Linked DNA regions of Homo sapiens: region 1 is linked to region 2. Evidence: read pairs that join two places in POLR2A ChIA-PET (ENCODE). Cell type or tissue: OCI-LY7. All regions are shown on one strand. Links, peaks and the distances in the headings refer to the core of each region. The heading gives the core; the rest is flanking DNA. Region 1 overlaps KMT2C (lysine methyltransferase 2C). Region 2 overlaps LINC01003 (long intergenic non-protein coding RNA 1003).

What was found. Peaks named below come from ENCODE experiments on the same cell type or tissue, not always from the same donor. Only the 100,000 strongest peaks of a DNase experiment are listed, where the experiment ranks them.
Region 1: POLR2A ChIA-PET joins it to region 2 with 5 read pairs; 11 of 35 experiments call an interaction of 5 or more read pairs at or near these places.

What each region holds. Positions count from the first base shown.
Region 1 is chr7:152,339,169-152,343,703 of GRCh38, reverse strand. All of the region lies in intron 2 of KMT2C (lysine methyltransferase 2C), which reads left to right. Among named protein-coding and RNA genes, the nearest start is that of KMT2C, 95 kb to the left of the region's middle. In OCI-LY7, for the core only: CTCF peaks have their summits at 1,905 and 2,104; DNase peaks (open chromatin) are centred at 673, 1,673, 2,173 and 2,483; H3K4me3 peaks cover 3,178 bases; H3K27ac peaks cover 4,000 bases.
Region 2 is chr7:152,464,724-152,468,983 of GRCh38, reverse strand. It overlaps LINC01003 (long intergenic non-protein coding RNA 1003), which reads right to left. Exons shown (of 1, transcript NR_027387.1): 1 at 3,439-4,260. Among named protein-coding and RNA genes, the nearest start is that of LINC01003, 2.7 kb to the right of the region's middle. RefSeq lists an enhancer at 3,935-4,260 and a silencer at 4,209-4,260. In OCI-LY7, for the core only: no CTCF peak of the experiment used is centred there; a DNase peak (open chromatin) is centred at 4,003; H3K4me3 peaks cover 871 bases; H3K27ac peaks cover 287 bases.

The DNA of each region.
Region 1 (4,535 bases), core at 316-4,315, 130 kb after region 2:
ACCTTAGGTATTTTTTTCCCTCTGACCTCTTTTAGGTTTTTTCAGTATTCTGTGGTTTTTAATATGATGTGACCAGGTGTAGTTTGTTTGGGCATTTATCCTTTTTGATGTTCTTTGTCATTTGGTTTCTGAGATTAATTTGAGGAATATTTCTTCTTCTTCCTCTCTTTTGTCTCTTTTTGGTATTTCCATTACATGTTACCTTTTTGTAGTTTTCTGTATTAAACATTCTGTTCTTTTTTTTTTTTTTTTTCCCAGTCTTTTTCTCTTTGCTTTTCAGGTTTGGAAGTTTCTTTTGAAATATCTTCAAGCAATGAGATTGTTTCCTCAGCTGTGTGAGGTCTACTAATAGACCCACTAAAAGCATTCATCATTTCTGTTAGTTTTAAAAAAATCTCTATCATTTTAATCTCTAGAATTTCGAGTTCTCTGCTTACATTGCCCACGTCTTCTTGCATGCTGTCTACTTTATCCATTAGAACCGTTAGCATATTAATCATAGTTGCTTTCAATTCCTCATCTGATCATTTCAAATTCCTTCCTGCATCCAAGTCTAGTTCTGATGTTGCTCTATACTGTGTTTTTTGCTTTTTAGTATACCTTGTAATTTTTTTTCTCGATAGCCAGGTGTAGTACACTGGGTAAAGACAACAGCTGTAAATAGGCCTGTAGTAATGTGGTGGGCCTTGTAGGAGGAGGGGGAAGTCTGAATTTTTTACTCTTCCTCCCCACCCTGCCCTTTCACTGCTTTTAGGTGGGGCAGAATGGCCTAGAATGGGCTAAAGTTAGATAGTTCTCTTAGGCTAGAACTGGCTGGAGTTTATTTCTCTTCTCGTAGGTTAGGCTCTAGTTAAATAGTTTCTCCTGAAGGCAGGCCTTGTTAAGAGAAATGGTTCCTTTTCCCCTCCTGCTGTTGAAAGCAAGAAGATATTTTTCTGTGAAGTTCACTGTGAGAAACTGGTAGAGCTCCTAGAGGTAAAACACAAAACCGTGGGGCCCCACGATGACTGGGTCCCTCTGTAGTTTGTATCTTCCAGACTCGTCCACACTGAACCTCCAACGTTTTGTCAATTATGGTTCAGGTTTTTGTACCCATGGAGCTTTTTACCCATGGGTTTCTGCTCAGGTAAGTTGTGATTCATGTCTATTCCTCCAGTTCTGAGGGTACCTGTTTGCCCTGTGACTTTATTGACCTTATGGTTCTAGCAAGAGTTGTTGATTTTTCAGTTTAGCTTTTTACATGTATTAACTATAGTTATATCCCTTTTCTAATTTGGTAAGCCAGTTCTAACTATAGTGGAATGGATTATAATTGTTAACAATAACTAAGTTAATACCTATCCATTATTATAAATATGTCTCATAAATAATAATTCTTATTAAAATAGTAAAACTATCGGATTTAATATCAAGATTACCATTTGTGACTAACCTTTGAGGGATTTCCACTAATGATGTCTATCATACTGCCTTGAGTTATGTATCAAAATCTTAGATTATCTTCTGGTCTAATTATTTGTTAATTTTTAGCTGTTGCTTATGTAATGACTATTGGTTCTTATTTAGTGGTGGTTTTCAGATGTTAGTATTTAATTGACATAGACAAGATAGGGGTCTTTTGCTTTGTCAGTACACTTGATGAGACAGGTGGAATTGGAGTTCCAAAGCCATACACGTGTTACTTTACTTCAGCGCCTTTTGGTTATTTGCATATGGTTTAAGTATACAGCTTTGTATAAACCCTACATATGCCTTTATTTACAAGAATAGAAACTTTAGTGATATTATTATTTTAAAAAGTGGACACCCCAAATTATTGTTTGTACATTTTGAGTCTAGCTGCTAATTCACAACAGATTATGGTGACATTTGGCACAAAGAAAAAGCCTGGATTCTTATTACATTAATTGGCCTAACAATTTAACTTTACCTGTCCTTTCTTATCTTTTTTTGATATGAAAGTTTGTAATTGACACTTCTCTTTTTGAAGTATCAGGTTTTTCTTTGGATAAAATTTTCCCTAACTTTAGTATATTATTTAAAATTATATACTGTGGTGGTAGATATTGGTGTTGTCTGTCAAATAGTTCTGGCACTCTCCCTTCTGGATATGTGGTGGAATTACACAGCTCCAAGCCTGCTTGACAGGCCCATGTGACTGTGTCCAGTGAATTGTGGGTGGAAATCATATGGGTCACTTCTGGACTGGAGCAAAACCCTCTGAGCTTTTTTCTTTTGTAGTTACTGTCAGTGTTTGAAATACTGACTGCTTCGATGGTTTAGTTGAAGAGATGGTGAAGCAAAGACACCTATATGTCTTTGATAAGCCATACATAATTTTCAAACTGAAGTTTAAAATGAAAAATTCAGCTTCTTATTGCCACGTAACAAATCATTTCAGAACACAGTGGCTTAAAAAGCAAACATATTTCATGATCTTGTGGGTTAGGAATTTAGGTCAGGCTTGGCTGGGCAGTTCTGCTCTGCTGGCATCCACCAGAGTCATTTATTGCTATTCAGGTGACACCTGGGCTGGTCTAGAGGGTCCAAGACAGTTTCATTGGTTCATTTTTGTTTTTAAGGCCTAAATAAAGTTAAATTTCAGAAGAAGATCAATATTGGTAGAAATAATTGTTATAAAGATGTATGTTGTAATTTGTTGGTTTATTTTAGTTTCTTTTATTAATTGCAAAAAATTCCATTAACATTTAAAAGTTATGTAGGAAAACTAAAGGAAATACTGATAACAACTAAATAAAACACCTAGAGAACAGTTGACTTCCAACAGTTACTATTTTTTTTCATTTATTAGCAGTCTATCCTGCTTAAACAATTACTATTTAAATTAATGCCCGCATATTTTTTGGCTTTTGACAAGTATTGGACTCTTAAGCTTTTTGAATTTGCATTAAAAAATCACATTAAATATTATAACAGTAATGTATATTTGTAGAAATTTATGGAACTGTGGGTAATTATAAAGAGAGTAAGTCACCTGTAAAAGTGTTAACTCTCAGAGAAAATTAGTGCTTTTTTTGTGTATTTACTTTTAGTTGCTTACATTGTTCTGTGAAAGCAGCAACTATATTCATATTATTAATCAGTGTCAATATTTTAAGTAGTTTAGTGAATAAAGATAGTGTTAATAAATAATTTGCTTTTTCTAATATAGTGCTAATGTTTTAGCTTTACAGTACAATTTTGATGACATTGGATACACTAGATTCAATGAGATATATCCAGAAAACATAACTGTCAGGAGGCAGACTTCTTTCAAAAGAAGGGAGGGACATGGTTACACAATTTCTTAGCTATGTTTTCTTCTGTAGTTTTAGTAGGAAGCAAGCATGAAAAGTATTGCCATTCTCTGGAGTTAAGGGAAGTCAGTTATTCTATTTAATAGCTGATTAGGCTGGGCATGGTGATGGTGGCTCATGCCTGTAATTCTAGCACTTTGGGAGGCTGAGGTGGGAGGATAACTGGAGCCCAGGAGTTCGAGACCAGCCTGGGCAACATAGTTAATCCCTGTCTCTACCAAAAAAAAAAAAAAAAAAATCCAGGCGTGATCGCATGTGCCTTGTAGTCCTGGCTAGTGGGGAAGCTGAGGTGGGAGGATACCTTCAGCCCAGGAGTTTGAGGTTCTGATGAGCTATGATTGTGCCACTGTACTCTAGCCTGGGTGACAGAGCATGAGCCCATCTCTTAAAAAAAAAAGTTGATTAAAGCATAGAGGGAGAAGGCATATTTTTTGGATAACTAGTCGATAATGAATGTCAGTGTTTACTTGCATAGTTAGTAAATATGAGTTCATTTTAAATATATTATTTTTCTCTGTGCTTTTTATAAATCTTTGTATCTATATATGAGATTTATCTGCTTGCTTTATATTATATAATATTAATTAAGCAACTATCGAACATCATTCAGGTTTTGTGGTAGCTCTGGTTTATAAAAACAGATACAGTGCCTGTTTTCATAGAGCATATAGTCAAATTGGGGCTGTGGTCTCCTGTGAATGGCACATACAGAACAGGGGTTCTTAACTTTTTCAGTGCCATAGTCCCCTTTGGTACTATGATGTAATCCATGGACTCTTTTTCAAATAATGTTTTTAAATGAATAAAATAAAAATACACCAAAATAGGATTACAAAGATAAACAATTGCATTGAAATAAAAATAAGCCAAACTTGTAATCTTATAACATCTTTTTAATTCACTTAAATTATAAAATCTAGCAGTGAATTTAATAACTACTGTAATTTTGAAGTAGTGATGAGGGTGAATGATATTTTGGGATATCTGCAACAACTGCATGTGATAAGAAAATATCCGTGATTTCTGTTGGTGACAAACACTTAGGTATCCACCAATACCACTGTGCTTGTTGCTTACATTCTTAATATTTTCTTAGAATTCTAAATTTTGGAAGTGAATAAAAATTAGAGGTTAGTAAAAATAAAGAAGTAATTTCTCCCTCTAAAATCCTATAACCCTTGAGTGAGTAAACTTTAAAAATCCATTGAAAAAGTAGGA
Region 2 (4,260 bases), core at 261-4,260:
TAGACATTGTAGAGACAAACAATACATATCTGTGACCACTGATTTGTAACTTCCAACTCAAGGTGTATTTGTTTCCCATTCACAAAATATTCCACCCCTTTGGGTTTGAGCTGAATTTCCAACCACAGAGTCCTCAACCTCAGCATTCTGAGCTGCCCTGAGAATGTCCTTACCAAGGTAAAGCCACCCACCCTTCTCCCCAGAAGCAGTAAGAAGACTTACTGCTTTTTCCTCCTAGTCTAGGAAATTCACTACCAATTGAGAAATAAAACTGTGCCAAGACATTTGGGTAGGAAATTATAAAAATCATCCTTACAGAATTATACATGAAATGTTTGGGCAAAATAGTAACTCCATTTATAAAGGTAATTAATTTCCCAAACCTATTCCAAAAGTTTGCTAGCAGGGGATATAACAGAAGAAATAATTAAGGCAAAGGCTGGGCGCGGTGGCTCACGCCTGTAATCCCAGCACTTTGGGAGGCCGAGGCGGGTGGATCACGAGGTCAAGAGATCAAGACCATCCTGGCCAACATGGTGAAACCCTGTCTCTACTAAAAATACAAAAATTAGATGGGTGTGGTGGCGCGAGCCTGTAGTCTCAGCTACTTGGGAGGCTGAGGCAGGAGAACTGCTTGAATCCAGGAGGCGGAGGTTGCCGTGAGCTGAGATCATGCCACTGCACTCCAGCCTGGCGACAGAGCAAGACTGTCTCAAAAAAATAAAAATAATTAAGGCAGAATGTTTCTAATTTTCATCTTTAAGAGGAACGGAAAGAAGTAGATTTCTTCGGCTGGGCGCGGTGGCTCATGCTTGTAATCCCAGCACTTTGGGATGCCGAGGCGGGCGGATCATGAGGTCAGGAGATCGAGACCACGGTGAAACCCCGTCTCTACTAAAAATACAAAAAGATTAGCCGGGCGTGGTGGTGGGCGCCTGTAGTCCCAGCTACTCGGAGAGGCTGAGGCAGGAGAATGGAGTGAACCCGGGAGGCGGAGCTTGCAGTGAGCCGAGATCGCGCCACTGCACTCCAGCCTGGGTGACAGAGCGAGACTCTGTCCCCCCCCCCCAAAAAAAAGGAGAATTAGCTTTCTTCTGAAATTAGACGTTAAGGCCAGGTTCCTCACACCTATAATCCCAACACTTTGGGAGGCCGAGGTGGGTGGATCACCTGAGGTCAGGAGTTCGAGACCAGCCTGACCAACAAGGTGAAACCCCGTCTCTACCAAAAACACAAAAATTAGCTGGGCATGGTGGCAGGCACCTGTAGCCCCAGCTACCTGGGAGGCTGAAACAGGAGAACTGCTTGAACCCGGGAGGCAGAGGTTGCAGTGAGCAGAGATCACGCCACTGCACTCCAGCCTGGGCAACAAGAGTGAAACTCCGTTTCAAAAAAAAAAAAAAAGAAATTAGACGTTAAAAAAAGATGTGACACATCATATCAAAATTGTCTACACTACATTAAAGGAGTTAAAAATACTGAAATGCAGCAAGACGAACTTGTCTCGAGACAGGGTCTTGCTCTGTTGCCCAGGCTGGGGTGCAGTGGCGCCATTATGGCTCACTGCAGTCTCGACATCCCGTTCTCACGCAATCCTCCTGCCTCTGCCTCTTGAGTAGCTAGGTCTACAGCTATGTGCCACTACGCCCAGCTAATTTTTTGTATAGATGAGGTTTTGCCTTTTTTCCTTTCTGTAGAGATGAGGTTTTGCCATGTTCCCTAGGCTAGTCTCCAACTCCTGGGCTCAAGCCACCATCTGCTCTGGCCTCCGAAAATGCTGAATTACAGGTGTGAACCACTGTGCCTGGCCGCAATATCATTTAGGATTGCATTTTGTTTAGATTTTTTAATTCTTTAGTTTTTCTTATTATGGTAATATAATAGATCTAGGAGCTAAATTCCAGTATTCAATTTTTGTACAATGATATGCAATTCATTCTCATGATTTGACAGTGTTGACTTTCTATTATTGACAATCTCGTGATCTGAAGAAAAACACTTGTGGTTTTATTATCTTTTTAGTGGGTATTAAGATCAAAATGATGAGCACAAAAAAAAAAAAAAAACGAAAAAAAAAAAGAGGGCCGGGCTCATGACTATAATCCCAGCACTTTGGGAGGCCGCGCCGGGTGAATAACGAGGTCAGTAGTTTGAGTCCGCCTGGCCAACATGGTGAAACCCCATCTCTACTAAAAATACAAAAAATTAGCTGGGCATAGTGGCGGGCGCCTGTAATCCCAGCTACTCAGAAGGCTGAGGCAGGAGAATCGCTTGAACCCCGGTGGCAGAGGTTGCAGTGAACCGAGATCGCGCCACTGCACTCCAGCCCTGGTGACAGAGTGAGACTCCGTCTCAAAAAAAAAAGAGAGAAGAAAACAACCTTCAGTAGGAATAGATAACAAAACATTTGAAATAAGATATATATTTATATACCCAATGAGGGCTAAGAGTTTCTAGCACTGTTGAGGTTGCCAATTGGTCAAAACAGAAAGCAACGATTCCCTTTGGAAAATTAGCTGGCAGTAAGGAACTGGCTACAATGACAAGCCAATAACCATATATGAAAGGTCTCTTTTTGTTGCTTTGTTTGTATTTAATTTCTATTTAAAAGATTGGAACCTCTATTCCTACCTTAATAGCATTTACTAAATGTTAATAGCATTTACTATTTATATTACTATTTATAAATAGTATTTATAAATGTAATAAATATGGTAGTTCAAGTGTAATACTACAGCTAATTATGAATAAGCTCATTCTTAATGTTGAATTTAAGGAACATATATATCTATATATAGATATCTATATATAGACCTATATATCTATATATAGATATCTATATATCTATACATATATCTATATAGATCTATAGAGATCTCCATAGATCTATATATCTATACATACATCTATATAGATCTATAGATATCTCTATAGATCTATATATCTATACATTTATCTAGATATATAGGTATCTATATATATCTATACATATATCTATATAGACCTATATATAGATATCTATAGATATATACTTATATAGACCTAGATATAGATATCTATATATCTATATCTTTATATATCTATATATATATATAGATATAGATTTTTTTTTTTTGAGACGGAGTCTCGCTCTGTTGCCCAGGCTGGAGTGCAGTGGCACAATCACTGCAACCTCCGCCTCCCGGGTTCAAGAAATTTTCCCGTCTCAGCCTCCCAAGCAGCTGGGACTGCAGGCACCCGCCACCACGCCCAGGCTCATTTTTGTACTTTTAGTAGAGAGTGGGTTTCACCATATTGGTCAGGATAGTTTCCAACTCCTGACCTCAGGTGATCCGCCTGCCTCGGCCTCCCAAAGTGCTGGGATTACATGCGTGACCCACAGCACCCGGCCATATTTTCTTTCTATTTTTTGTAAATAAAAAAACATACGTCTGTACATTCCGTACATAGTAATATTTTATTTTCTTCCCAATGTGGTAACTAAAATACATTTAAACGAAGGCTAGAATTTAAAACAAAATTCTTTTACTGATAAGCACACTTGCAAAGTAATGAAAATGTTACATGCATTGCTTTGCATATAAACGTCCAAGAAGTATTTGTTGACCAAATGTCTGAAAATGAAGTATTTTTATCTGTTCCGAAACGCCATAATATTGCAAAGAAGCATTTCAAATTATTGTTGTGTGAAATGTTCAAATTTAGCATTCAAATTTAGCGTTTTCCCACATTTTACCCTTCAATTTACACAATTTGGAAGAAGAGTAGATGAGTTGGTCATTGTTACTTAAAACAATGCGTCACCTTGTTAGGGAAAGAAATTAACATAATGGTCAAGGAGTGATAATTAAACAGAACATGACATTTGCTGTCCATTCAATGTTAAAGTTCTAAGCAAATTAGCATGGAGAAAAGGGATGGGTAGAAATAATAACAGAGCACTAGTTGATTAGTCCGCCTCCACATCCACGCTGCAGGCGTTGGACAGATCCGGCTTTACTGAGTCCACCATGCAGGGAAATGGACGCGCGGGCTAAGCGGAATCCCAGGGGCGCGATCGCACCGGCTGGCGTTCCAGCAAACCCTGCATCCCAGGCCCTGGATTCAGGCTGCCTTCTGAGTCTTTGACTTATTTTCCTTTGCCTGGAAACAGAACGCCGCGGTCCGTACCGGAGAGGGAGAAAGTGCAGGACGACCCGCCGGGAAGACCCGAGCGCGTGCGCCTTCCCCGCGGCTCCACGGGCACAAAACGGTGGCTCC